2 separate regions of the Homo sapiens genome follow, and region 2 is linked to region 1. A link is a loop called in an ENCODE intact Hi-C map of the cell type or tissue named here. Cell type or tissue: transverse colon. All regions are shown on one strand. Each heading gives the region's core, and the rest is flanking DNA. Links, peaks and the distances in the headings are about the cores only.

Evidence for each region. A loop is a pair of places that touch in the nucleus more often than their neighbours do. Peaks named below come from ENCODE experiments on the same cell type or tissue, not always from the same donor. Only the 100,000 strongest peaks of a DNase experiment are listed, where the experiment ranks them.
Region 2: a loop joins it to region 1, with 4 times the contacts of the local background. A loop is called at or near these places in 56 of 110 quality-filtered maps.

What each region holds. Positions count from the first base shown.
Region 1 is chr3:148,940,128-148,955,752 of GRCh38, reverse strand. LOC107986045 (a long non-coding RNA gene) reads right to left here. Exons shown (of 3, transcript XR_001740565.2): 2 at 14,820-14,933; 3 at 1-171. Among named protein-coding and RNA genes, the nearest start is that of GYG1, 44 kb to the left of the region's middle. In transverse colon, for the core only: CTCF peaks have their summits at 8,058, 8,260 (motif pointing right) and 11,981 (motif pointing right); DNase peaks (open chromatin) are centred at 8,330 and 8,572; H3K4me3 peaks cover 519 bases; H3K27ac peaks cover 3,707 bases.
Region 2 is chr3:148,370,822-148,386,446 of GRCh38, reverse strand. The region is part of intron 4 of LINC02046 (long intergenic non-protein coding RNA 2046); the gene reads right to left. It overlaps LOC105374147 (a long non-coding RNA gene), which reads left to right. Exons shown (of 4, transcript XR_924566.2): 4 at 1,578-2,605. Among named protein-coding and RNA genes, the nearest start is that of LINC02046, 98 kb to the right of the region's middle. In transverse colon, for the core only: a CTCF peak has its summit at 6,472 (motif pointing left); no DNase peak of the experiment used is centred there.

The sequences.
Region 1 (15,625 bases), core at 5,178-13,177:
TTCTCTGTTGGCCCTGCTGAGGGGCAAACATTAAAAAAAAAAAAAAAAAAAAACCATTAGCTGTAAATCTCTGTGGTAAGAGTGCCCTCTTCTGGTTCGGCTTCTTTGTCTTGAGCTGCCAGTTCCCTAACAATGCTGTTTTTAGGCTTCCGATCTTTTTGATGAAATAAACTAGCAAAGAAAAAAAGCAAAAAAATACCATTGAGGATACATTCATTTCACCCAGTGTTTCTAGAACCCCTTCCACAGTTCTAATTCTTACTTGGCCATATTTTCTGAAATTTCGGACCCAGACTTTCTTTGGGATTTACACTTAGCCTTTTGCGAATCCAGAAAAACAGGTAAAAATAGTAGCATTTCAGAGCTTGGAACGGGTGTTGCAATGGGTTCGTCTGGTCACTTTTATGCTTCTGTTTCTATGCCATTTATTAAGTGCCTACTCAATTTATTGAATATTTGAGGGCCAAGCATTCTCCTAGGCCCTCCAAGATCATAAATGAGATACAGCCCTTGCCTTTGCTAAGAATGTCGTGGGAAATATAGATGAGTAACAGAAAATTACAACATCAGCTGACAAATAACTGAGATGTGAACAGGTGGTTATAGGGGGACATGAAGGAATTTCTTTGGTTATTCAAGCCCAAATGTGAGAAAAATCAATGCCTCCTCAACTCGAATTGTTCCTGTAACAGTCACATCTCTTTATGTACTAGATCCAGGGCTCTATGATGAGCAAATCGTGATGGGTTTAATATATTTCTTCTACTAAACCCCAAAAATAATTTTAGATCTAAAAGGGACATGAAAATATGTCAGTTTTCTCCATTTTTTTTTCTATGTCAAGGGAAAAATTTTCTTTTACAAGGAACATTTTGAGAGGCTCTATATATCTAGCTTCAAGTAATTAAAATTGGTTTTAATTGTGGAATACCAATGCACAATTCTGTGTGGGGTTTGCTAGAAATCATAGATTCAATAGAAACAATTTTCCTCCATATAAAGGGAGAGTTATATTTCATGAGACTCTCCAGAAATCATTCTTCCATTCTGGTCTCTTGTGACTTTTCTCTGTGGGCTCTAACCCATAATCTTGCATATATACAGCTCAGGATGTTACTTAGTGTCCCAATGGCCTTTAAGGTTGTATTTTGTTTTATTTTAGAAAATTTGTTAATGAAATTTTCTGTTTTCTTCTATGTCCTGGATCTTTTGCATAAGAAAAGCTTTAATACAAAGTAGGAGAAGGAGATGGGAGGCAGAGAGGAAAGAGAGAATTCATTTGTGAGCTACAGCAGTCTTCCTGTGTCCATCTCTTGGCTATAAATTCAGATAAAACATGTCAGTGATATTTTAGGGGATGCTTCTCATCAGGTATATATGGTGTTGCTTATTTTACTTTATTTAAAATATTTATTTTATTTTTAACTGCCTATGCAAATTTATCTGCATAAATCTGGTCGCTTTTTTCATTTCTTTTTCCAGTATTGGTTTTAACTCTCAATCATGTACTAAAGAAAGGACTTCTAACTTTTAAATTAGAACTGATAAGCTTTCTTTCTCATAGGACATCTATTTCTAGGTTCCAGCTTTGGTTCACTATACCTTGTCCAAAAATATCTTCTAAACTCAAGAATTCCTAAGGGGGCTTTGGAGCGAGAGGTATCCACAAAATTCTTAGATTACACCCTGAGAAACACTGATGTAGGCACTGTTTTTCTGATTTGAAATTAAAAATCTCAAATGGACTTGGAGGAACAGAGGCTTAATGTAGCTCTGAGCCTGCTCAGTTCTGAGCTAGTCTCAGTAACCAACTGTGGCTGGAGACACAAGGGCTGTACATATACACAGATGGCAGGCAATTGAGCTTTTCAATTCTGCTTCCGTTTTTTTTTTTTTGGTAGGAGCAGAGTTGCTAGATCAAGGATATCAGTTAAACATAATGCTCAAAATGGCAGTGAGGAGCAACCAGTGAGGGAAGCGGCAAGACTGACGGGACAGGGTGAAGGCTCCTGAGTTCCATTGGCTCTGTCATTCATGGGTGATGTTCCAGAATGAGCAATGTATGTGTTCTGAGCTTCAGTTTCTCTATCTCTAAAGTAATTAATAGTGTGCTCCTTGGAGGTGCCTCATGGAGAATGAGCAGCGAGGGGGCAAGGGATCCTCACCTCTGTTTCAACTTACCCTTTCAGTTTTTAATTCTATTTTATATATTTGACTTCATCATAAGCTCTTGTCTGAAGAAAGGGTTACCAGCAAAACAAAACATAACAAAAAAACTTTTAAAAATTATTAGACTAAATGATTTCTAAACTTCCTGCTAGCTCTAGAACTATATGGGAGCCAGAATAGTGGTATTTGTTGCTTTTCTGCCTAGTGTCTATAGTGACTTTCTTCTGATTCTCCTGCAGCCATTTTTGTGACTCAGCTTGGCATTGCCAGAGGCCATCACAGAGAGCTTAGGCATTGAGCTAGTCCAAAGGCAGCCAAACAGAGGTGGGCCCTGGTGGTGGCAGCCTTTAATTTCAGAATGAAGCCTCACCTGTGGCTACCCTGTCTCACAGGGTTTTCAGTTACATGAATCAATATGAATCAATGAATTCCTTTTTTTTTTTTTTTTTTGCTTAAGCCATTTAGAGTTGGGTTTTCTGTCACTTGAAACCAGAAGATTTCTAATTGAATTAGTTGGTATTTAAAAGATAATCAACAAACATTTATTGAGATGTCGTAGAGTATAAAATAGAGTATTAAATGCTTGATATAAAAATCAAGGCACTATTTCTATCAATAAAAAATCTAACTTTGCTGTCCTTTGTGTATAGAAATGACAGTCCTGATTTACTATGTATAGGATATTCTCTTTGTTTATATAACTACTGATAAAAACTCCTACTGAAGCTATTAAACTTACAGTCTTGGTCTCACTAACATGTTGGGCTATCTGAACTCATGTGGAGATAGGCAAATCTGCCAAATATGAAACCAATAAAAAGAGATCACAAAACTACAAAGCACAATGAAGGAAACAGGGCTAAAGTTACTTTCCTGTACTGCTTGGTGAGGGCATAGATCGTGCCAACTTTTCCAGGGCAATTTGATGTTATTACCAAAAGCCTTCAAACTGTGGTCTCACTTTGACCTATCAATCTCACCTCTAGAAATTTATCCTAAGGAAATAACTATGGATGTACACAAAATCATAGATACAGAGATGTTCACATTGTTATGGGCTGAACTGGGTCTCCCGAAATTCATATATTGAAGTCCTGACTCCCAGTAGTGGAGAATGTGACTGTATTTGGAGATAGGACTTCTAAAGAGGAAATTGAGGTAAAATGAAGTCCAATGGGTGGGTCCTAATTCAGTATGACAGGTAACCTTATAAGAAGAGGCAATTAGGACATAGACATACGCAGAAGAAAGACCATGTGAAGACACTGGAGGAAGAAAGCCATCTACAAGTCAAGGAGAGAGGCCTCAGAATGAAATCAATCCTGCTGACATTTTGATTTGGGACTTCTGGCCTCTAGAATTGTGAGAAAAGAAATTTCTCTTATTTAAGCCATGCAGTCTGTGGTATTTTGTTACAGCAGCCTTAGCAAACTAATACACACACACACACACACACACACGCACACATACACACACAAAGGAAAACATGTTAAATGTTGAGCAATGGGGGATTAATGAAACACGTTTTGGCTCATCTGCATGATGGAGCTCCATTCCTACATTTAAAGTGATGCTGATGAACACTGTCATGGAAAGCTACTGATGCTATGTCATTATATAAAGCATATTATCCAATAGTATGTATAGCATAATATTTTATTTGTATGTGTGTGTATATATATAAAGTAAATATTAGTTTGGTCTGAGTGGTGATACATTCCTTTATTTGTTTAGGAAAGTAAAAATTTGTGCTGCTGGCTGCTGGATCATGACGTTCCCAAGTGAACACTAACAATGCTTACAGAATATAAACAATGTTCAGACAAGGCCACTCTGTGACTATGTTTGGAACAAGATAAAGATGAGGCCACTCTATAACCATAAAAATGACTAGATACATTCTTCTTTTAACAGAAGTGACTGCTATTTTCTTTCTTTTTAAATGAATGACAACTCTTACCCACTTTAGATTTTTTCCTTGCTAAGATAAAAATTTTTTCCTTGCTAAGATAAAAATTGTACCTTCATTTTGACAGAATCTCATCCAGATTTGATCCCTACTTTCCTAATTTCTCCTTAAATTTATCCATTAAATTCCCAGATCTTATAAGAAGCCCTCTCAACTCCCTCTTATCAAGAGGCTCCAGAAATCTGGTGGTTTAGGTCAATGGGCCTTAACAATTCCAAATTAGATCAATTTGTCCCCTCCCACCGACCACAACTAGCAGGACATTCCATCTCAGTTGAGTTTTAGGAGGCTCTTCTTGATTTATAAAGCTGTTGAGGATTTTAGGATGTTCATTGCCCTTTTTAAGAGGGCAGCTTCCTTTCCTCTACCAAGCTGGGCACGGGAATTTTTTGTTGTGTGCCAAGGCCAAAAACCTGGGGTTCAGTCCAGGTCACTGCTTGAGGACTGTTTGGGAGTGGGGCATAGATCTTCACCATTTCTTGAACCCAATGCCACTGGTCTCCTCCTTGGCAAAACTTCTGTCCTCCTGGCTTAGGCCTCCACTCTCAGGACTAGTCTCTTTCTGGGTGGATAGAGTGTTAGCTTTCTAGCACCTCCTGGCTTCTGGTTTGTAGCTCTGCAACTATACTTATTAACAAGTGGCTGAGGCTAGGAAGCTCAGACTTAGAACACGAAATTTGCTTGGGAGTGAGGGAGGAAAAAGCATCTCTCCTTCTTTTACAGTGGTGCATTCAGCACATACCATTTTCTAAATAACACTCTGACTCATATTCTAGAAAGGGTTTTGATATATGTCCTGCAGTGTTAAAAGTGGTATTATGGGCCTTTAAAGTGTTTACTTTTGTTACTTATTTTTACTTTCTAAATTTTCTTTCGTTGAACATTTGCTTCCAAAATCAGAAAAGTCATTTATTTTAGCTAATAAAATAACGAAACAGAATAAGAAGAAAGGAAGAATGAAATAAGTAAAACAAGCCTGTCAGTAGTGGATGTATAGACATATTGATGTAGTATGAATTTAGGACAGCCTGAAAATTGGCTTTCTCTCAGTGCATAAAGGCTGGCCCTATGGAAGTGGTAGGAGGAATGAGGTTCATTGTTGAGGAGAAATGTCTTTTGAAAGGGAAATGACATAATGGCTTTTACCCCTAGCTCATATTAGAATTACTCGATACCCAGGCCCCACCCCCAGTGATTTATGTGATTACTGTTTAAAGGAAGGAGAACATGGATGAGGAATGAGGCCCTCAATACAAAACTTCCCTATTTACATTTTTCCTTAGAGCCATCTTTGGAGGAAAGGTGGGATCAGATTATTCCCTTTTATTAGTGTTTTCTCAGATATTGTAAGGCTACCCCATTGATGTAAAAACTATGTTTACTGTTACAGGGAAGAACATTTGAAAGCAATTTTTACTTGTACATTTTATTGTATTGTATGTTAGAAAAATATGGCCGGGCAAGGTGGCTCAAGCCTGTAATCCCAACACTTTGGGAGGCCGAGGCGGGCGGATCACGAGGTCAGGAAATTGAGACCATCCTGGCTAACATGGTGAAACCCCATCTGTACTAAAAATACAAAAAAATTAGTTGTGTGTGGTGGCGGGCACCTGTAGTCCCAGCTACTTGGGAGGCTGAGGCAGGAAAATGGCGTGAACCCAGGAGGCGGAGCTTGCAGTGAGCCGAGATCGCACCACTGCACCACTGCACTCCAGCCTGGGCAACAGAGTGGGACTCCGTCTCAAAATAAATAAATAAATAAATAAAAAATATATATATACACCAAAGTCGTGATTTCATGGCAATGATATAGTTTTTAAACAACTAAGTTCATTTATGCAAAAATATAAGCCAACTGGCATACACATATTAGGTAAATTACAGTAGAGGTGGTACACAGATATGACAAGAATCAAGACGGTATGCAAGACTTTAGGCTGGTAAACACTGGTAGAAGTTGTTTTATCAAATCTTTCTGAAAGAGGTGAGAAATTCAGAGCAATTCTGAGATGAGAAAGAGGTGCAATTCAGAGCAGTGCTTTCAAACACTGGACTGAAAAATATGTGGGGCTGGCTGAGAGCTTGTGGAAAATAGAGATTCTAGGTTCCTGCCTAGAGACTTCAGCTCAGGAGATCTATGAAAGATATCCGGTCACTCTGTTGCAATCAGGTGTGGGAACCTTGCAGATGGGAGTCATACTTCCTTGGGCTCGAAGACCAGTAGTTCTTGGTAATTAAACTTATTTTAAATATTTGCTGTCTGTGAAGTCTTTTAACTGTTGTTGATTGTTGCAGTATGGCTTTGAAAACTTCTAATTTTTAAACTGGGCCTCTGGGTCTCAAAACTGGGTTCATGTGTGTAAATTAAAATACACACAAGTGAGCACACTATATCCCGGCCAAATACACATTTTAATTTGATTTAACCAATAAAACAAACGGGAATGAATTATACCATTAGGCTCAACAGGGCTGCCAGAGCAAACCAACAGCGTGATGCAGACCAGGCATGGGAGTCATAAAGTGCACGCTTCTAGTGGAATGGAAGATGCTCGAGTGGGAGCTGTTTCATGGCAAATTAATGTTTACTCGGTGAGTTTCAGAGGAATCATTGTGAGACAGCTGGAAGAAAGGCCCTGTATGGGAGGACTCTGAGATGGAAACCCTGTGTTGGGGCCTCAAGAATCCTGTGAGAAGGTGACTTAGAGACTTAGAGGGGAGTGGGTGAGAAGGAGGTGAGAAACCAGAAAGCTGAAATCATGGATAAAAGAGAAATAGGAAACTGTTAGCACCTGATAAAATCCTTTTCCTGAATGACAGCAAATGGTTATTCCTGAGGGGGGAAAAAAAAGCAAAATATTATCCCAGAGGGAATTAGAAAGCAGAATAAGTTCTTGATGGAAAGCAAAAAGGTCAAATATAGGCTGGGTGCCCCAGTGGTTCATGCCTGTAATCTCAGCACTTTGGGAGGCCAGGGCGGGTGGATCACCTGAGGTCAGGAGTTTGAGGCCAGCTGGACCAATATGGTGAAACACCATTTCTACAAAAATACAAAAATTAGCCAGGTGTGCTGGTGGGTGCCTGTAGTCCCAGCTACTCGGGAGGCTGAGACAGGGAATTGCTTGAACCTGTGAGGCGGAGGTTGCAGTGAGCTGAGATCACGCCACTGCACTCTAGCCTGGGCGACAGAGTGGGAATCCTCTAAAAAAAAAAAAAAAAAAAACTCAAGTACAGATCTATATAGTTACAGGTTAATATCTTAAATTTTTGGAGGCAGGCCTTACTTAGTTCAATGACTGTTTTATAGTCTGACTTGGTAGGTGTTAGGTTATATGCCCTGATTTGAGAGTCAGAAAAAAATGGTGATAGCATCTGGGGTGTGAAGCCCAAGGTGGCCCCCAGATAGTCCTGGTTGGTGTAACATGGCATGTGAATTGCAGAACTTCAGAATTGCAGGGCAAGGGTTGTGGGATCCAGGGATCCCACAAGGCAAAGGGGACAACTGCCCCAGGCCAGGCTGCTCAGCAGGGCTTCCGGCAGCACTAGCCACTGTTTTTCACCTGCTTTCAGTTAAAAAGTCCTTGCCACAGATTCCTAGTCAAATCCTAATTGTCCTCTCTCCCTCTGATGGAAAATTTTCACCATGTTGAGGAAGGTTGGGACAAAGCTTAGTTTTCTCTCTTTTTTCTTTTCTTTTCTTTCTTTTTTCTTTTCTTTTTTTTTTTGAGACTGAGTCTCACTCTGTCACCCAGACTGGAGTGCAGTGGCAAGATCTTGGCTCACGGCAACCTCGGCCTCCCAGATTCAAGAGATCCTCCTTCCTCAGCCTCCTGAGTAGCTGAGATTACAGGTGCAAGCCACAACGCCTGGCTAATTTTTGTATTTTTAGTAGAGACAGGGTTTCAGTTTAACTCTGTTTCCTTTCCTTCTCTGTTTCTTCATAGGCGTATATATTTTTCTGGCTTGTTTAAATCTAGTTTCAGTGTGTCAGTCCCCTTTTTCTGTTGTTCCTATGGAGATTGAAGTCACAGGATTTTGGGTGCAATTGTAAAAGACATTGGTTTTATGATACCTTGGTTATATGTGGGATAATTTTACAAACTAATTTGAATTTTTTGACAGAAAATAAGAGTTTAGCACAGTCTCCCCACTAGGTGTCACCCTTGATCCAATGAAACCTGGCTAGTGACATAAGAAGCACATCTATAAAATATACCTTTATTACCTTGGTTCTATAAACATGAATAACAAAATATCCCCACTTCTGTGTTCTTAAGTCCTTTCCTGGTGATATCTGTCATAAAAGGCGACCATAGATCAGTTCTCTGGAGGACTAATTTCTATCACAGAAGGTGACATGCCACTCCTTCAACGACGCAGGCCAGCGGCCAGAGGAGAAGCCTCCTCAATTCACCGATTGCTTTTTATGACACAGGACCCCGCCCCTTCGGAGATCACATTGGACTCTCCTGTGATTAGAGCCAGTGTTTACAAAACGCCCTATTTCTGCTTGCTGCTTTCTGAAGTGCTGTGTCCTAGTCTTTCCAGGCAGCACTTTTCCCGCCTCCACCTGTCTGCGCTCCTGGGCATGCGCCGCGGGCAGAGCTGCCACTTCCCACCTTATGGAGCAGCGGGCCCACGGGTGACGTTCAGGAAACTCGCAGCCCGGGAGGCTGCCCCGTCGCCCATAGAGCAGCGCCGGGGCGATGCAGGCCAAATCGCAGCTAGCTATTATTAATATTTCGAATTTCAGAATTTGGAATTATTTAGATCGGCTACAAGTATTGGCTAAGTTCTATTTGTTTCCCTTTGCACTGCCTTTAGAGATAAAAATGGACATACAATTTTGAGTTAACAGGAAAGCAACTGATTTGATCAATCTGATTCAGAAATATTGTCTGGGGTTCTAAATAAAAATATATTTTATTACTGTTTTAAAATTTTTCTTTCTTCAAAATATAAGGAATTCACTTTCAGAAAAGAAATGGGGCACTAATAATAAGTGTTTATATAGCACTTTCCAGTTCAGGAGGTTGCTCAAATCCATTATCTCCTGTTATTTTCAGCACAGCTGTGGGAGATGGGTATTATTGCTACCATGCCACTGACTGGGCCTAGACCTGTACCATCCCATGCCCGTCCAGCTGAAATTTTAATCAAGACCTCATGACCCCAGAAGCTGTAATAGCCATTAAGCCAGTGATTCTTAACCAGGGTGTGCGTCAGTATTTCCTGGTGACCTTTTCAACATATGTACGGCCAGATCTACCCTGGACCTCCTTTGTCAGAATCTCCTGGCTGATACTGGATTCTTTCAATAAAGAAACACATAGCCTAGCATCAAGACAAGGTAAATACTTAAGGTGATGGATATCCCAATTCCCCTGATGTGATTATATGACTATAAAGTTACCACATGTACCATGAAAAGGTACAGCTATTATGTATCAATACAAATTAGAAAATAGAGATGCCCCTTTAGGTATAAATATCACGTCAGGTATGGGGACAAATAAATGTTTTAGGAAGAAACAAAGCAGAGTGAGGGGGTGGAGAGTGACAGGTGGTGCTGTTTTAGAAAGCGCCTGTTAAGGAAGGCTACACTCTCTGCGAAGGGACATTTGGACTCAGACCATAGTGAAGAGGAGCAGTAAATATCGTGGATGTGGGTGGGAAGGGGGTTCCAGCAGAGGTAACAGCAGATGCAAAGTCCCTGAGGCAGGAGCGTGCTTGGTGTGTGGAGGAACAGCGAGGAGACCAGTGTGGCTAGAGTGGGGCTGGTGAAGGGGAAGTACTAGAGACAGGTCAGGAGGGCAGCCTGGAGCCAGATATTAGTCCTTCACCTGGTGCTGTACAACCTTTAAAACAGGCGCAGGTACTCCTTTAAAACAGGGGCAGTGCTTTTTTCCCCCCTCTACCTTGCTAAACAATGAGCAAGAAAAACATGGAAGATAAAAGCACAGCTAAAATACAGTCTTGATGAGCTGCCACCATTGCAATCACCATGAAGCTGTAGTTCAGGGCTGTTAGGGAGACTGAGAAGAGTGAAAATGGTTAGTGGTGAATGAGTAGCTGCTAATTTGATAATCACCGTGAATCCGAGTGAAACAGATTTGTTCCCCTCACTGTCTACAATTTACTTTTATTTGTGATTGAATTGTAATTTCCATTTAAAATCATTATAAGGAAACAATACGTTCCCATCACACTCACTTAAGTACCATCCTGGAGGTTTTAGTTTTGCTTTAACATTAAATCTGGCCATGCTGTCTTTCATTCCTACCATCAGGGCTTTCCCTTAAGCAGATGCTGTTCTTTTTCTTGTGTGTATAACATGGGAACAAACCACACATGCCTGGAGAAATGATGATCCTGTTTCATTTTTAGATAACTGCAGATTGGTTAGTTTTGAAATTTTCTCTCAAGAGAGATAAATGTCTTTCCTAATTTTTTAGGAAAAATGCCCCTTCCATATAGATATAACTTTAAAAATATTTATTAAGGCAGGAATAGAGTGCCATATCCACAAAGTTTAAATCCAGTACTGTAGTGGATCGTAAACAATTAAACAACTTACCATGATGAGTATAGTTGCATTACACAGTGTAATTTATTTTCCAGATTGATTATTTTAACTACGATATGGGAAATAAAATGTGCTATGATTGGTCACTTGTTTGTCAGCTGGAATAGTCAGATTAAAGAGGGCCCCAAAAGAGAAATGCAGGTAACTTTGTCTGTCATAGCACAGTCACAGAGCTCACACTCTGAGTGGTTGAAACATAAAGGTAGGTAATGACTTCAGAAAACAGGTATCTTCTCAGGCCTCAGCATACTGTTGTAAGAAGCAGAGGGTGAAATGAGATGCAAAGTGTGATATATAAATGTGCACAATGTGATATAAAATTTAAAAAAAATGTATATTTAGACAGGGTCTCATTCTGTCACCAAGGCTGGAGTGCAGTGATGTGATCTCGGCTCACTGCAGCCTTCATCTCCCAGGCTCAAGTGGTCCTCCCTCCACAGCCTCCCGAGTAGCTGGGACTATGGGCATGCACAACCACGCCTGGCTAATTTTTGCATTTTTTTGTAGAGACGGGGTTTCACCATGTTGCCCAGGCTTGTCTCGATCTCCTGGGGTCAAGCAATCCACCTGCCTTGGCCTCCCAAAATTCTGGGACCACAGGTGTGACCCACTGTGCCCAGCCAGACCTTACGTTTGTTGAAACAAAATCATCTGTTTACCTACGCATTATATAATATATAGAATGATATACTTGCAATATTGCCAGTAGTATTTCTTTAATAGAGGATGGTTGAATTTTTATTTGGTCACTTATCTATACTTTTTAAGATAAACACATACTTATATAATTTTAAAAATGTGTACCATAGAGTTTATATACTTTTATAATGAAGAAAAAGCACCAATAAAAGTTTTTTTTTTTTTTTTAAATGGCATGTTTGTTGCATTGTATAAAAATCTCATTCTGGCTTCTTCCCAGCCTCATTTTTTTTCCATATTCCACCAGTGAATCATTGATTCCTGTCTCTTTTACTTCAACGCAAACTTAGTTTTCCATAATAAAAAACCTGTAGCTTGACTCTTCTGTAATTTGTCATGTTTTTTGCTATATCACTCCAACCACAGAGGTAGGGATGACATTTGTCATGTTTTTGTTATATGACATTTGTTATATGACATGTTTTTGTTACATGACATTTGTCATGTTCTTGTTATATCATTCCAACACTCCAACCACAGAGGTAGGGACGATTTTTCTGTGTGACAGTTAATATTTTATGGAGGTTGGTCTGGATTCTGGACCACACTGTTGGCTATATGTATTCTTTTCCAGTAGAGGGCAGCAGATGACAGAATGATGAGTCATTAAGATGAACTGTGTTGACAGCTTTCTGGGAGACATGTGAGAAATGGTAGAGGCATAGTTGGCTGGGTGTCATAGTGACTCAGTCATTCAGAAAGCCATATGGTTTATTTGTATTTGTGCAAATTAACAACAGAATGTTTCCCTTTCCTCCAAACTATGGGGATGCAGAAAATTAACTTCTGCCCCATTGTTAGGAATTTCCAAAGATTCCAGTGACACAAATGTAAACACTTAGGAATAGAACTTGTACCAAATAAGAGTTATTTTATAAGACTTGTATACTTTGCACTATATTTCCTTGGAGGTTCTGATTAACTAAATTTGAGGTAGGGCCTCAAGTAAAGTCGACATATCAAACATAGATAAACCATTCTTGCCTTAAAATACATAAAATATGAAAGTCAGATAAAAGGGTACAAATTGTATATACAATTAAAGGGTTGTAAAGGAGCGGTGATTAGTAAAGAAAATACTCAGGAAACAAATTTGACTTTGAGAAAGGATTTAAAGAAAGAAATGCCAGCAGTTTAGAGGAGGGACCTGACAAGATTGAAAACTGGTGCCCACTGAATCCAAGTGAATCCAGGCTGCACAAGGATTCTTTTTTTTTTTTTTTTTCTGGAGACAGGCTGTCACTCTGTCACTCAGGCTGTAGTGCAGTGGCTCATTCATAGCTCAATGCAGCCTGAAACTCCTGGGCTCAAGCAGCCCTCCTGAGTAGCTACTCAAGGCTCAATCTACTGAGTAGCTAGGACTACAGTTGTGTGCCACCATGCCCAGCTAATTTTTTTATTTTCTAATTTTGTAGAGACAGGGTCTCATTATGTTGGCCAGGCTGGTCTCAAACTCCTGGCCTCAAGCTATCTTGCTGCCCTGTCCTCTCAAAGTGCTCGGATTACAGATGTGAGCCACTGCATCCAGTTCTGTACAAGTATTCTATTTGGTCAGCAGAATGCTTTATATTTTTTAAAATTTGTATTTCTGTAGATGGGGCATGCACCTTCTAGTTTGCTACCCTCCTCACCATTCCCTATCATCATACACCTGGCACTTTACACATTTCTCTTTATCTTCCTAGCTCCTGAAGCCATTTGTGACTACAACTTCTGGCTTAGAGGAACTAAGGAGGTGGGTACCAGAGGGAGGAGGCAGTCATCTAGGAGCAGGTAAATCACCTGTAGAGGGTGTGTGGGGTTTATATAAACTGGATTACTCAGCCCAAGGGGCCATGTTGGAAAATAGGTAATAAGGAATTGAAGAAGTAGACAGTGGTGGTGATTTGAAGAGTAGTTTAAACCTTGTACTGCCACACTCCAGGATGAGAAAACCAGAAAGTCCTAGAAGAAAATGAAAGAACTCACCCAGAAAAAGTGCTAGAAAATCTGTTTCTGTTTAATATGTGCTTTCTCTATGGGTTTTGATGACTAGAATTGCTCTGCTGAAAAGTAACAGCAAGTGCCAGAGTCAAACATGATTGACATGTGTGAGTGCTGCCCCTCACTGTCACTCCAGAGCTCCCCACTTACCTGTGTGTCCCAGAAAAGTTAAAGGCTTGAGAGAATCAGCTCCCCACATCCATGACATGGGTCTCTCCTTGTACAATATTTAAAAATATATATTATGTATATATATGTTTTAAAAGTTTGATTTTGCTCTGTCACCCAGGCTATAGTGCGTTACAGCGGTCACAGCTCACTGTAGCCTTGAACTACTGGGCTCAAGGGATCTTTCTGCCTCAGCTTCCTGAGTAGCTAAGACTACAGGTGTGCACCACCATGCTTTAAAACTTTTTAGGAAAAAGGGTTGCCCAGGCTAGTTTTAAACTCCTGGCCTCAAGGGATCCTCCTGCCTCAGCCTCCCCAGTTGCTAGGATTATAGGTGTGAGGCACATGCCTGGCCCTTGCACAACTTTGAGAGCACTATGAAGTGCTAGCATACTGCCCCAGAGTCAGTGGTGGTCCTGGTGCCGACATTGACTCAATGGCTCACTAGAGCCACAGCCATTTAATCTATTGCTCCTTAGTTTTCTCATCATAATTTAGAGGATTGCACAAAGCTGTGTGAGAAGACCCCTTTAGCATTAGCTGCCTATGATTCAAACTCAGAAAAGAAAGGCCAAGGCCCAAGCTGTGAATCAAGCATGTGTGCTCTTGAGAAGAGTATTAGGCACATTGCATATGGGAGGAAAAAATGAGGAGGGGTGAACAGGGGCAAAGAGTGTGAAGTCTAAGAACATTAGACATAGGCTCCAATTCTAATTCCAGCTTTTCCTAGCTGAGTGACCATATAACTTCTCTGAGCCTCAATTTCTTTTGCAAAATGGAGACATTGGTATGTGTCTGGCTGGACTCTTTGGAAAATTAAATGAGATAGTGTTTTTAAGTGTCTGGCACATCTTCACTGCTATCCTCGTCCTCAACCTCACCACATGTAGAAGTTAGTCTTGTGAATATCCCAAACTTCTGTCTGGAAGAGGCCCTCTAAATGAGAAGTCTCAAGGACACAGCATCGAGATTTCATCTCTAGGAGAACCATGGACAGCATCTGTGCTGACAGTTCTTTGATTAACTCAGTTAAAACTTGGAATGGCTAATCTGCTGTTTTCAGGCAGTTTTGATTGCCACAGCATTTTGCTGTTGCACCGTCATCAAAAGAATCAAAGGAAGAATTGTGTTTAGGATCCAGAGGCTGCTTCTGGAGAATGTGGGGAAAATGCTGACAGCTCACTGTGATGATTTGCTGGGGACCGAAGAAGAAAGACGTTCAGACCAAGAAATGGCTCTGCCTACCTGCCTCTGAGGCCTGCAGCTCTTCACTGGAACCTTGTTGCTTTGACATGAGGCATCTTGTCCTCCCCAGAGTCCTTTTTCCATCTCCAGCAGAAGCCGTGTTTTTCCGCACACCTGAGGGATAAGACATGTCTCCCTAAGAGAGGCCTGGTATAGAGCAGTTGCCTGTAGGGAAGGAAGAAAGTTGAGTGGGAAAAGGGATGGTTCTGGGTGACTGAAGAAAACCCCAGGAGGTGTCTCTGTGACATTATCTTTTCCTCTAGAAAACCATTTTCTGAATCTAACCTAATAATAAAGTAATCCAATCAATAACTAAGTAGAAAGGCACATCATGTTAGACTTTCCGTCATCCTTAAGTACAAATCTGTTTTGGAAAGAACTTCGGAGATTTATTTTTAGGGAATGAGATCACTAAAGGTGGTTTCATAGTTTCACAGGATAACACAAAATTTCTTTTATTGATTTTTTTTTTTTTTTGACATGGAGCCTCACTGTGTCATCCAGGCTGGAGTACAGTGATGCGATCACAGTTCACTACAGCCTTGAACTCCCTGGCTCAGGTGATCCTCCTCCTTCAACCTTTTGAGTAGCCAGAACCACAGGCGTGCACCACTATGTCTGACTAACTTTTTGTGAAGATGGGGTTTCGCTATGTTGCCTAGGCTGGTCTTGAACTCGGGCTCAAGCGATCCGCCTGCCTTGGCCTCCCAAAGTACTGGGACTACAAGGTGTGAGCCACTGTGCCTGGCAACTTTTTTTTTTTTTGAATCAAAACGAGGCCCAGGAATTACTGATTAACTTCTAAA
Region 2 (15,625 bases), core at 2,470-10,469, 570 kb after region 1:
GATGTGTAATGAAGGGGACTAACCTTATCAAATATGAAAGTGTCATTTAAACTAGATTGATTGAAACTGTAATGAGAATCCAAGAATGGACAGATCAATTAAAAAGAACAAAGTCTCTACAAATTAGCAGAAGAATTAAATATCTGACAAGAGTAGTTTTTGAATCACTGAGCAAGGTTCTGGTTATACAAAAAAAAAAAAAAAAGTGAGAGGCAATTGGATACATATTTGAGAACCAAAATAAAGAAAACAAATAAAGCTCTTATGCCTTGTATAAGCATAAATTCCACATATATTAATGATGTAATTTAAATACTAGAAAATATAATAGATGAATATTTTTATAATTTTGATATTCAGAAGCCCTCTAAGCACATGTCAATGGTAGAATACACAGAGTAAAATATTGATATACCTGATTAAGTACAAATTAATACATTGTGTTTGGCAAATACACTACAAAATATTAGAAAAATTATGCTGGAAATATATATTTATGAAACACCTATTCTAATAATGTTGCTAGTTACAAAACAACAGAAAATTACTGGTTAACATTAGCCTAAAGGTTGTTTTGGGAGTTGCTCACAGAACCAACAGGAAGGCTTGAGAAGCAAGTTTAATTAGAAGCAAGATGGAACAAGTACAGCAAAGGCACTGTACCAAAATGGCATATTTTCACTAAGAGTTCATGGGGAAGCTTTGGGGCTTTTTATTTAACACAGGTATCTCAAATTATTTCTAAAAGACTCTCTGTATTGAATTACCTCCTCTAGATTCAATATCCCCCACAGAAGCATCTGATTGGCCATCCTTAGGGCATTTGACTCCAATGTACTTGCTATACTAGGTTGGAGAGAGAAAATGGCATGTCTTATTTGGCTTCCTGAGTGGGAGGCAGCATGGAATTCTCTCATATTAGAAAGGATATTTATTTTTTCGGCAGCCTGAACAATTATTCTCTACTAAGAAGTTTATATTTCTTTTCATTTGAAAACCTTTTGTAAATCAAATAAGGAAAAAATAACCAAATAGGGAAAAAAAGAGCAAACAGCACAAAAATGTAATGTAGAAGTAGAAATACAATGACTAATAAGCCTATCACATGTCTAACTTTTCTAGTAATCAAATAGTGCAAATTATTGAAACAATTAAAATAAGAAAAAAATTGATTAGCCAAAAGTATTAAAGTTTTGAAATAGCCAGTGAAGTTAGTGAAGATAAGAGGAAATGGATACTTTGATACAGTGTTGGTGGAAATATAAGTTGATTGAATCATCTCAACTATATTTGTACCAGTACATTAGCTTCATAAAAGCTGCCATTCTTTTCTGTTTTGATTATTGCCATATTCAAAAAGACTACAATAGTGCCTGAGAAACATTGCAAATTCTTAATAAATGCTTGTTCAGTAAATTAATATCAACATTTAAAATCTAATGGTCTTTTGCTATATAATTCCACTCCTAAAAGTTTACCCAAAGGATGTAAACATGTGTCTTAGTCTGTTTTGTGCTATTATAACAGACTGTCACAAACTGGGTAGTTTATAAAAAACAAAAATTCATTTCTCACAGTTCTGGATGCTGGGAAGTGTAAGATCAAGATGGTGGCAGGTTCGACTGGTGAGAGTTGCATTCTCCAGATGGAAGAAACATTGTGTCCTCATCTGGTGGAAGGTGGAAGGGTAAGCTACCAAGCACTCTGCAAAGATCCTTTAAAAGGGTCTTAATCCCATTCATGAGGGACGAACCCTCATGACCTAATCACCTCTTACAGACTCTACCTCTTAATACTTTCACATTGGCAACACCTGATTTTGGAGGTAATATATTCAAACCCATAGCAACAAGTATGCAAAATAGAAATCAAGTATATACAGATTTTACTTTGTCTATTAAAGTGTGAGAAAAACAATATGAATGCTCAACAATCAGTTACTGGTTAACTATATTATGGTCTCTACAAGTAGTGAAATATTATATAGTTTTAAAAATATATATCTATATTTTTTAACATGAAATAATGTCCATGACACATTACTGAGTGCAAGAAAAGCAGTTTGCAAATGTTCCATTAGATCTGATTTTTATTTTTTCAAAAGGAAGTTACTATAGGTGCATACTTATCTAGACAGAGCCTGCTAATTATATACATCAAAATAGTAAGAGTGGAATATCCTCTACCCCTTTTTTTCTTTTCCCCTCCTGAATAATTCAGTCCAAAACCCATTAGGCAGGGTGTCTATAAAGGTAAGGAAATGACACCAGACAGTAGTTGCAATCCCTCCACAATTCTCACTTCCAAAGCAAACAAAACAAAACAAAACAAACAACAACATTCTTGACTAGTACTTCTTATTTTTCCAGGCTTATTTATCCTGGTTCCCTGATCCTCAAAATTTTTGTGATGTATAATCCAGTGATTGTTCTGCCTGACATCTCTGCCTCTCCCAAATATTCTTCTTTCCTTTCTTATTAGCCTAAATTCCATCACTTTCTAACATACACCCTCAGCTTCCTCTTCTCTCCCTTTCTAAGCAATCATTCTGTTTTCTTGGGAAATACTAGCAAAAAGCAATCCCTACGTTGGTAAGTTATGTCAGGTAATGGTAACAGCTATGGAGAAAAATAAAGTGTGGATGTAATTTTATATAGCATTTATTGTGGCACTATTGATAATAGCAAAGACTTGGAACCAACCCAAATGCTCATTAATAATAGATTGGATAAAGAAAACATGGCACATATACACCATGGAATACTATGCAGCCATAAAAAAGAATGAGTTCATGTCTTTTGCAGGGACGTGGATGAAGCTGGAAACCATCATTCTCAGCAAACTATTACAAGAACAGAAAACCAAGCACCACATCTTCTCACTTATAAGTGGGAGTTGAACAATGAGAACACATGGACATAGGGAGGGGAACATCACACACCGGGGCCTGTCAGATGGTGGGGAGCTGGGGGAGGGATAACATTAGGAGAAATACCTAGTGTAGATGACAGGTTGATGGGTGCAGCAAACCACCATGGCACGTGTATACCTATGGAACAAAACTGCACGTTTTGCACATGTACCGCAGAACTTAATAACAATAAGAAGAAGAACAGTACTGTGGCTGGAGCAGGATACTGTTGTGGGGGATGGGGAGTGAAGCAATAGTAAAAGATGATCTCAGAGAATTACAGGTGGCCAGACATATAGGGCCTTAAGTTACTACCTAAAATCCTAACCTCTCTTAACATTTTGACATATTTTCTTCTAGTTTTGTTACTTATCTAAACGTTTCATATAGTTGATATTATATCACCTATCTTATTTTCTTGCACTAAGCCTTTTTTATAACATTACCCCTTCAGCAATTTTTCCAATGGCACAACACTTCCAACATATTTTAAATTACTGCATAATATATTATCATGTATACATACGCAATGTCATTACTACGTACTGGTCATTGAAATTATTCACAGGCAGAAAGAAGATAAGGAGTAACAGTCTAATGATTCTGCAACTCAGCATCAGGCATCCTTATTTCGACTCTCTCCTGACTCTGTAGAACAGTTCTTGCCTCATTTGCAAGACTGCGTACACCTTCCCTATTCCTTTTTTCTTTCTTTTTAAAGAAAAATCTAGCCCATTACAGCACCCATATCTTGATAAGGTTCTTGTTTTCTTGTTTCTGGGGCTGAAAACTCTGCAGTTCTTGGATGCAGTTTCTATAAAAATAAATCACTCATTTCTCTAGACTTATTTCTTAGACAAAATAAAGATGTTACATGGACTTGTTATATATTAATACAGTATTACACAAGTCTATGATAAAAAGTATATTACCACATAGCCAACTTTCAATTTTTCTATTATGAAGTGCCAATATGATGTTTGGAGTAAAACAAGAAAGATGCATGGCTTTTGTAACTTACAAATAATTTAACTCACCTAAACAATGAGAGAAATATGCTATATTGAGGACCTTATTAGTTCATTATGATTCAAGAATTTTTAAAACAATGCCTGGGTCCTTTGCACCACACAGCTGGAATATGGCTGGAGGTGCTCTGAATCATGGAGAATCCAGAAAGAGAAGTATAGAATAAAGATTGATAAGGAATACACCAAGCAGATGTTTTATTTCTTCCTTTTGGGGATAATTCTAGAGATTATCACAATATAGTCTGTGGGAGGTGGAGAGAGAACAGGTAACTGGGATAACCCTGAAGTAGCTGGGAAACTCCATGTCTTTAGCACAAAGTTCTGTCAATAAAACCAAACACTGGCTTTCAGTTATAAAGACCCTGCTAGGTCAGCATCTTCCGCACTGCCTTATTGAATTGGGATTTAGTAACATAACTTGGATCTTAATCCCAAAAGTGATCAAAAGATCTGCATCATCATATCAGCCTTTACTAAGTATTAGGGGCATATTGGATGTGATGCTGAAAAGCTTCTTTCTGGTTCCTAAGGATCTTGGTGCTTTAGTGAGATAAACTAGTTATTGCTACTTGGTTTTAAAAATGGCCATGGATATTAGTAATGTACTTAACGATTACTTAAATAGCATAACAAAGGGAGCTGAATTTTCTCTGACCATAACCTGCCTCCTGCTATCTTTGCTGTGTTTGTATGTATGTTTGTGTGAGGGGGACATTTGAAAAGCACAATACTGTGAATATATAGTATGTTCACTTCAAACTTTAATTCAGAAAACGAAACCTCAAGGAGAAGAAACATTTGAAACCCAGATAAATGCCATTTTTGTCTTTCAAGCTTATGGAAAAGTTTCCTCCCTAAATCTTCCCCAATGCATCCAGATTATGGCTTCCGGTGGAGCTTCCTAATCACACAGTAGGGAAGATACATTAATGGAAGTCAGAGTAGGGTATTGAATGGACTAATGGAAGCTTTTTAAGAATTCCAAGTACTCTTCATATTAGAACCTTTGTCATAAAGGTGACAATATTAACAATAATAATCCTCTCTAACAAAAGACTAATATCAGGTCTGGCTCCATAAGAGCCACTGGTTCCCCTGTGCTCCGTCCGAGGATGCCCTGATTTCCATTTCTAGTCCTGAGCACATATTGTTCAATTTAATAACCTAAATTTTCACGAGTAAAACAGATCTTCAGAATGAATTCAGTAATTAGCTTCCCCGTTAGGGGGCTCATTTAATTTCAAAGCTAATGCTATCCACGTTTCCGTTTCTAATTAATCCAAATATAGCAATGCTATAGTAACCAGACAACATGTTCTTTGAAGAGCTGAAGCTATGACATTGTCATGACATCAGCAGACTTTCATTAGTGATATGATTTTAGAACACACTTTAAAACAAATGGAATCTTTTCTTGTCTATTTTCTTGACTTACTGGTTTTGTTTTGTGATTTTAAAATGTTTGAAATATATGCAACCTCTTCCAGTCTGATTTCTTAAGAAGTTTTTAGCTATTTATAAACAAGATAAATGCTTTCATAAGATTCAGAATAGAAGAATAGAGGTTGAGATTATTTTGAGATCAATGTCCTTGAGAAATTTAAGACAGCTATGGAAAGTTTCCTTGAGAAGTATTAGAAAGAAATATATAACTACCTGGCAGCATAAATAATCAGATTCCATTTGATTAGAGGATTTGGCATATGTGAAATTATGTAATGCTAGAATCCTGCCTTTAGCTCTTTCCAGGAATATTTATAGATATTTATAATTTGTATATTTTTGTGTTATATGTAGATGCACATATATGTGTACATATATATCCATATTTGAAGCTATAGTTATTCTTCCCTTAAAAATATCATTAAATGGAATATGGCATTGGCCTGTTTCCTGTTCAGTCATAAGGAGGATTATTTAAATGTGGTTAACTGCATGTCACATTTTCAAATTACATTGTCAAGGTTTTTCTACAGGAAGGATGAAATTAGAGATTTACCAACAGGTAAACATATTAATATAACTATACAACGATATATTATATATGTTCATACGTAGGAAGCAAAATGAAATAAATAAATAATAATAGACTGGTTAGCTGAAGGAGAGTCAAAGTTGTTCTAATCATTTATTTGGAGGTCAATCTGGCAGTTTTGTCTGGAAAAAGTCTGATCAGTTTACAGAAACAATAGGCTTGAGACAACCCCAAAAAAAGTGTAAGAACTATCTGATCAAAAGGATCACAAACAGAGAAAAATGAAAAGAAGCAATCAGTGAGCGATCCAAGGCCTACTGCCATCAAAATTACTGTTGAGAACAATGAGATAAATTGGATCCTCCCTGAGTGGTTGGAATTATGATTAGGACAGCTTTCTAAGAATGATTTTTAAATGGTTTGGATGAGGTTTTTAAGTGAGAATGAGACATTAACAGTTTTTAAAACCTTCAAGAAAAATGGTCAAGCTGTAAGAATGTTTGACCTCTGCTTCCTAGAACCAAAGCAAAGACAGGCTGTTTCATAAGAACAGAGCACCACCTTGTGTTAGTAAGTTATTACACCTCCTTGGGACACCTAAGGGAGGTTCTTTCCATCGTATTAAGTGAGAGCCTGTCAGTAATGCTCTTGAGTACAACAGGCAAGTGTCATAGCTTCCTACCATTTTACGCTCTAAGCCTTATGTAGTGTCTGTGTTTGTGTTCCTAGGAAGATAGAGAAAATGATGTAGAGAGGTGATGAATCGGACAAAACAAAAAATACTTTTTTGTATTTTTAATATGAATGCTTTTATCTCAGGAAGGAATTTATAAACTAAATTCATAGCACTGATACCACATTGTTTTTGCATTTAACACATCATATTCATTGCTTCTTAACATGAACTAGGTTAAGTACCAAATCTCAATGAAGCAATTTTGAATTTAAAATAATTTAGAAGTGCATTATTTCTGGAGTCTTCAAATAATTGTTAAGGAACGATGAAAGATCTAAAAATCTTAAGATGAAAGTAAAATCCCCTTAGATTTTTCTAGTAAAGACACAACACTTATAAAGTAAGAAGAAACATTAGTCGAATAGCATTAAAAATCTTCACTTTCCTATAATTGCTGCCCTAGAAATTTTATCTTTTACATAAAGAGAAACTTAAAGCCATGCAACAAATGTAAATATCTTGTTCATTCTTCAAAATTAAACTCAAATCTTAACGAACAGTCTTCTGTGGTCACTAGTGTTCTTGTGGCACTTGATTTGTAAAATTAAAACTTGTTTTGTATTAAAATGGTTTTTGCTCATGTTTCATCGCCTCTAGCATATCTTCAGCTCTTTGGCTATAATGTACTGCCCTCAGCCTTTTTTGTGACCCCAAACTATCTAGAAGAGTTATTGTCCTATGAAACTTTCTGTGATGATAAAAATGTTTTCTGAACTATCCAATACGGTAATCACTGGTCACATGTGGCTATAGAGCAATTGAAATGTGGCTAGTGTGACTGAGGGACAAATTTTAATTTTATTTTTTTTGAGACACAGTCTTGCTCTGTCACCCAGGCGGGAGTGCGGTGGTGTGATCTCGACTCCCAGGCTGCAGATCCATGGCAACCTCTGCCTCCCATGCTCAAGTTCAAGCGATTCTCATCTCTCAGCTTCCTGGGTATCTGGAACTACAGGCATGCACCACCACGTCTGGCTAATTTTTGTATTTTTAATAGAGACAGGATTTCCCCATGTTGGCCAGACCGGTCTTGAACTCCTAGCCTCAAGTGATCTGACCGCCTTGGCCTCACAAAGTGGTGGGATTACAGGTGTGAGCCACCGTGCCTAGCGTGATTTTTAAATATTAATTAATATAAATTTAAATTTAAATAGTCTCATGTGTCTAGTGGCTACTGTATGGACAAGATGGACCTAAAAATACCTTAGAAAAATATATATTCAATGAATAAATGTCAAATTATTAGAACATTATGTGTTAAATTATTTCTACTTTTTGTTGTAGGAAATAATTACAATTCTCAGCTTCATGTTTTGTGTCTTATCTCAAATAAAGCTTGAGAATTCTGTAACTCATTCACATAAGAATTTTTTATAACCTAAATTATTGAGATAGTTTTGCTTCCTTCCTATACTCACCTTCTGGCCTTTATTCTCATATAATTTTTTAAGTTTTGCCTCACAATTCTGCATAAATTCTGAAAAGCAATAAATTTAATTATTTGAACAACATAGGAGAGTTTTTAAGTATATATGTAAGTGAACTTGAAATCTATACGAGTAGATTTAAATTTCAGCACTATCTTGTTCAAATGTCAAAAGTAAAGTCACAGAGGAACCCCTTATCTCATTAAGTCCTTCTCTCCCTCCATCCTGACCAATGGCTTAGAATAATATGACATCCTGAAAAACTTTTCTGGATGGTACCCTGCAAGTGTATAGGCATATAGAAATATTTTGCATTCAACTCCCAAATTATTTTCATTTAATTTACTCATAAAATATTATATCTATATTATATGTCAGTCACTTAGCCAAGTACTGAGGCAGATACACAGGCAAACTCTCTATATAATACATCCTTAAGGTTTTCAGTTTTGAGGCCAGGAAGCAGTTAGTTTTAACAGTTATTAATATATATTGAACACTTAATTCTTTCAAGATCTCTGTGGTTGTATCATTAACCTCATTTTATAAATGATAAAAGTAAGCCTTGGAGAGGTTAAGTAACTTCTTTAAAGTAATACTGTAAAGCTGGCAAATGAAAAAGCCAGAATTCGAATTTAGGTCCTGTTACTTGCAAGTCAGACAATGATAACTGTCATGTTTTATTACATTTTTAATAAATACTTATTTTAAATAAACCATTATGAATGCGTTAAGAGTTTGGTGGAAAATGTTATTAGAACTCAGTGAGTATGTTTCTCATGAATTCAAGTATATCAAGTATATACTTTTTTGATTATCAGAGATGTGGATTCAAACATAAAGGAGGGAGAATTTTGTCTCATAACCAGATAAACACATATTTATCAAATAATATGTAATTTGAGCTAGACACAAAACAGATCCCCTAATTACATAGTTGAGATTTTGTGGCTGTGCAGGCATTTCTGATCATGTGTTTTTATTCATCTACAGGATTCTCTGAATCACTATTTGAATAAGATATCCTAAAAACTTCATTAGATGGTGTTTTGTGCTTAATTATGAAATATGAAATGGGAAACACATTTGTATTATCCCAGCAGAATGGGGATAGGAGGGCATATCATGCTAACTTTTACTTGAAATATGGATGTTTAATATTTTATTTAATATGAAACACATATTACTTACTTTTTAAAAGTTAGAAAATTCTGCATTTTTAAAAATGCACTTTTTCCCTTTAGTTTTTTCTAAATGTGTAAACACAAAGTTTTGTTACCTTTTTTTTGAGTTGTAGAGATGATGACCTTGCTTTGTAGAAAAAAAACATTATTTTCAAGCATATATCATCTACATTTCTGAGGTTAAATGTGAGAATTTGAGAATAGATTCAGTATAGCTTCATGTCGAAATGGCTAATCTTTATTGTTTTGAACGTATTTCTCCTTTCTTTCTTTCCTTCTTTCTTTCCTTCCTTCCTTCCTTCCTTTTCCTTCCTTCCTTCCTTCCTTCCTTCCTTCCTTCTTTCTCTTTCTTTCTTTCTTTCTCTCTTTTTTTTTTTTTTTTTTTTTCTGAGGCGGAGTCTCGCTCTGTCGCCCAGGCTGGAGTGCAGTGGCGTGATCTCAGCTCACTGCAGTCTCCGCCTCCCAGGTTCAAGCGTTTCTCCTGCCTCAGCCTCCCGAGTAGCTGGGATTACAGGCATATGCCACCACGCCTGGCTTATTTATTTATTTATTTATTTATTTATTTATTTATTTATTTTGTATTTTTAGTAGAGATGGGGTTTCATCATATTGGTCAGGCTGGTCTCGAACTCTTGACCTTGTGATCCGCCCGCCTGGGCCTCCCAAAGTGCTGGGATTACAGGCATGAGACACTGCACCCAGCCTTCTATCTTTCTTATGTAAATACTTTCCTTCTTTCTGAATGTCCCAAAATTAAATTTTAGGAAATATTAAAATTTTTGGTAAAATATTTCCACCTTATTCGCATTATTTTATTTCTCTTTTTTTATTATTTGACAAAGCTGGATTTCATTGCTAACCAGTTACGCTTATGATGAAGCACCCTTGTACTACATCAAAAACATTAATTATTCAATTATTTCTTTTAACTTATTGGCAATCATGTATCTCATTCATCAATTGGTAAGTACATATTTTTGAGCATTTTCAGTATGTCCAGCACTGTAGCAAGGAACACAGAAGAGAGAAATACGGTGTATGTCCTCATAGGACTGCAATTTTGCTTGAGTGACAGAATTAACAAATGTCATCAATATTATTAGATAAAACAAAGATAAAAATAGCATTATGTCAATAAATGAAAGAGAAATTAAAATAAAGCAAGGTTAGTATGGGTTCAGTATTCTCTTTACCATATTCTTGAGACAGTATTGATTATTTCATTTCATTCTGCAGACGATGAAACTAGATTTCAGGGAGGCCCAGGGGCTTTTCACCTGGGAATTTAACTCCAAAGCTTATCTTTTTTCTGTTGTGTCACCATTTTAGAGAAAGCTGGAGGTAGCACTCATGCTGGATTTCCTAAACCATGTTGGGTTAAGGGCAGGGTTAAGCGATAGAAGCCTAGTGCGTGAATGAACATGGCAGATGAGTATGCTTGTCTGATGAGCCAGGTGTATGTTTTATAGATTAAGATGATTAGGGCTGTGGGCTGGAAACAGATCTTGGAAGTCATGCACATTAAATAGCTGATTATTTTTGTAATAGATTTTGGAGCAGGGCAGTTGCATATTTAAATGGCATTTTAGAAAAGCAAAGATGGATGAGTGGGAATAGTTGCAATCAGGAAAGCAACTTACCTGAAAGAAATTGTAGAGAAAATATTGCCTGGACACAGGCTTAGAACAAGAAGCCTCTTCCTATTCTTCTAAACTTTGAGCTTCTAGAATGAGTAGTGTATTGACTCTTTTTAGACATCACCCACTTTCTCCTCAGCCGACTCAATATGCCTTCCATAACTCCTATTTCCAATAATATTGCTCAGCGATAGAATAATTTGCAAGGCACCATTTACTTATTTATTGTAGGTCTTCTCCACTGGAATTTAAGTGCCATGAAGAAAGAAAATGTATCTTGTTCATCCCAGTATTCCTTGAGCCTTGGATATATCCAAGCACACAGAAGGTGCTCTAGGAGTGTGCTTTTGAATTTTTATAGGCTTTTCTTTAAATCATTATAAAATCATTCAAGTTTAGTTTGTGGTCATGGCAGAAATGGAAATAGATATTATGCAATGTGCAACAAAGGTGCTCACAGGAAAAATGCATACTGGACTGTAACTAAGTTTAAAATGATGGTGGCCTATTTCCAACTACTCAGAAGGTGATTAGTTTGTGAATTATCCACAGACCTCCTGCTTCTCTTTCATCTAACTGCTGCCAACTTTTGGCTAATTTTATGCTCATTAACACTTCCTCTAGAGCATGGACAAGGCAAGGGTGTGACCTTTGTGTCTGTCCATTTTGCTGCTGATTAACAAATTTTGGGATGATTTGGTGGAATAGAGATTGAAACTATTGGCAAAGATGAATATTTTATATTATTATGTATAGGTTTTGTTTATTGATGTTATTATTCCTCGTTTATGCATGACCCATTGGAAAGATAAATGTGTAATGCGAATATAGTATACACAATATTCTCTTTGATCGTGAACATTTGCTGACACATCCATACATATGGATTATAATGAAAATAGAGCTTTAAATCCAAAGGTTAAATTGAAACAGTTGTCATGCCAGAGTTATTCAATATAATGGTGTGTATCTTTTATATCTCCTAATGTTCAAGGAGTTAGACAACCTATGTAATTTCATAAATAAATATTTGTTTTAATTAGAAGAGCCATGCATATTTTAGGGAAAGTCACACAGCATATTTAATGACTTAATTTGGCCACAACCCATTTATAGTTAATAAATATGTCAAGTTCTGTGATGAATTGCAGTGAATTGCAAAATAATATAGAAATAAAAATATCAATAGGTTGATTAGAAGTCATAGTTTTAGAAATGAAGAAGCAACATTAAAACAAAAATGAATTACAAATATAAAAATGTATTAGATAAAGTTGAGAATCAGTCAAGGACAAAATATTTAACAATGTATAAAATTTACTGCAGGACTCATGGGATTTAAAATATGTCTAATATGCAAACCATAAAGAAATGCAGTAAAAATGCCTAACTATATAGACACACTCATTGTTTGATGAAATCTCTCCCCTATATGGTAAAAATTATTATTCTGTGATTCTGGGTTTAGCTGGAATGTGTTACTAAAAGAATCCATTATTTTAATTAGCACCAGTGTTTATATGATAAATAGAGGCTGAGGATGGTATAAGTACAGAGATCAAACTGGATCTTTTACCTTTACCTTTGGGGAAAGCACAGATGTAAATTAAAACATAATAAATCATATTATTTACTACTTTTGAAAAATTAAACTCAAATGAATTTAGGCTCAAAATTTTGTATAGATGTACAGCAAAATAACACAGACAAAAATAAAGGGTATGGCTTAGCTGAATGGAGAAAGTTATAGAATTTTTTTATATGTTTATTGCCTTTGCTGAGCATCATTTGAATTAACTTTACAGGCACACTAATAAGTACAATTAAATCATTTAACCACGTTGTACTTATAGCGTATATTTCTGAGTATAACTCAAATATACTTGTACCAAGCTATGCCATCTTTTACTCAATATGTTTTCTAGAATTGTTAACTGCAGTCGGTGAACTTCTTATTCATTATATCATATGGCCTTTTCAAAGTTTACATAAAACAAAGTGAGGTATAAATAAATGTATAAGCAAACAAATAAATAGGCTTGCTAATGTTGGAATTCTTAATTTTAAGTGCATCAATGCTACTATATTTCTACCAGCTGCTTGCCAGTGTATTATCGCTATAAATTCTATTTGTATGAAAAACTCTTAGGGAGGAGACAAGTTCCTTCGCACAATGTTATTTATTTTAAGAATGCCTTTTGGTCATTTAAAAATCTCTCAGAGAAGTTTAGATATGCCAGTGACTTATTGATCCCTTTTCTATTTTTAATTTTGTACTAGTTACTCACAGAGAGTTGTAAACAAGACTGGTGTTTTATTGCTATCTACCAGTACTAGTTGTTTACGGATGGCATCTGTTCTGATGAGTCCATGCCAAACACACACTAGCTGTTAAATGTTTTGAATATTATCCTCGTTGTAAATATAATTTTACTGGATTATGCATGTGAAAACAAGAATTTTGTCAGTTAGAAAGCAAACAATTTTAAAAAAATTAGGTCAGCTTTAGAAAAGAAGCCAGGTTTACATGTTTAACTATGTAACAAACCTGCACATCCTGCACATGTACCCCTGAACTTAAAATAAAAGTTGGAAATTTTTAAAAGCCATGTTGTTTATATTTTCTTAGAAGTTCACTTTATAAATGCATGATAGTCACAATAAGGCAGTATTGTGATTGACAGAAAGGCACCAACAGATGCTTTCGAAAGACATACAATTTTTTAAATTATATAAGATGCAGATATCTTTGCAGAGATAAGTAGAGCAGTTGATAGCTCAGCATGCTCCCAGAGGGAGGAGCTGCCTTATAGGCCTCAAAGTTTCCCACAAGCACAGTCAGCTGTTCATGAAGCCACCTGTGTGGAATGAGGAAGCTGGACTAGTGGAAGTTATGCTGGACTAGTTTCCAGAACTTTGGAAAAAAACAAAAACAAAAACTGACATTTCTACTTCCTCTCTCTTTGTGCACTCAATTTTGGAGCCCTGAGGCACCATGTAAGAAATATTTGGCTACCTGCTGTGACGTGACCCCAGAGAGAGGTGCTGGTGGATGTTGATGTTGTGTGTAGGTGTTCTGGCTGAGCACAGCTGAAGTCTTTGCTGGCAACTAGCATCAACCATCAGACATGTGACTGATGGAGTCTTTGAGAAGATTCCAGCCCCTAGCCTTCAAGTCCTTCCAGCTGAGGCCCCAGACATAGCAGAGTAGATACTCCATCATGATGAACTCTTTCCAGATTCTTGAAGCATAAATTCAGCAAGTCTAATAAAATAGTTGTTTTAAGTTTCTAAGTTGTGAGGCAATATGTTACACACAGAATAGTAACTAGAATAGCAAGTACTCCTAAAACATACCAGCCTCAGTTTCGGTGCCTCAGCACAACGACAGTCTTTAAGTTTTGGAGGACACTGAAGTGGGGCGGGGGGGTGGGATGCAGTTTGGAAATAACTTCAGACAATGTAGATATGTCCCTTGCCAAGAAGTATGCTCATCCTTAAACCCCAGTATTTTGAATTGCTCTATTAATACTATAAGTGTCCTTCTAAGTTCATATGCTTAGCAGTTTGTGAAACCTATTTGGATGCTGTGCTATGAGTGCTACTTCTATTTTGGGATTGTCCTAAGCTGCTTTGTAAGAGATATAACTTAATGATGCTGAGCCTTGGCCTTGGGATGAAAAAAACATAATTAATAGTATAATTTTATAACCATACTTATCAGACAACTTTCAGGACAGTTTGTTCCAGCTTGTCAGTATAGGCTATTAGTAACAGCAAGATTGACAGTTTATACCCTGTTCAGGTGTGATGCCAGTGGACTCCACCATTATGGCAAGTCACATAACAGTGATGACCCTTTGGATCAGTAGAATATGAGAAGACCCAACCAAGACTTTATTTTGAGCCCCTGTTTTCTAGGCGTTCCATGCACATGTTGGATGTCACTGATGCAAGTGAGAAAGTGCATCCAGTATGGCCTCGCAAAAAGGAGGACAATTGGAGCCTGCATCAGACCACTCTGGACCCCTTGCTGTAAGACAGCCTTTGGCTGGGATGCATATTCTTACTAAAATGCTCATGCTATATTTTATCCTTCTCCTTCAGTAAAGTGTAGATTTGTAAGAATTGTGGTTAAGTCTTAAGAGTCTTCTTTAGTGTCTTTTTTAAATCTTCTGCAGGGAAATAAAGACTTTATCATCCTAGGGTTGGTAGCTGGGTGTACAAACAAAACAAAACAAAACAAAGAAAAACTGAGAACAGGAAGATTAACAAGAGAAAAAGCATACAACTTTATTAATTTTTAATATGTCCACAAGGGAATTATAAGAAAAAACTAATACCGCACAAAACCATGAGATGTGAGAGTTTACAAACCATTTTAATAGGGAAAGGGAAGAGAGATGTTGGTTACTTAGAGGAGAATAAATGATTTTTAGGAAAGATGAATGGGTCCTTAGGAAGAATAGATGGGAGATAATGATAGATTCAGACAAAGTTTGTCAGGGTGTTGTCAACTTCTAGTTTCTGCTCCTGTAATAAGAGTCCATCTTCCTAGTTGATGAAACTCATGGGGAGATGGTTTATAACAATGGAGTTTATTTTGGAAGATTTGTCTTTAGGTAGGCAAAGGGAGTTCAAAGAAAGATTCTCCTTTCATTTGCTGTTTTTCAAAATGCCTCAACCTCAAAATAGTCAATATACCAAAACTTATATTTTGGGTA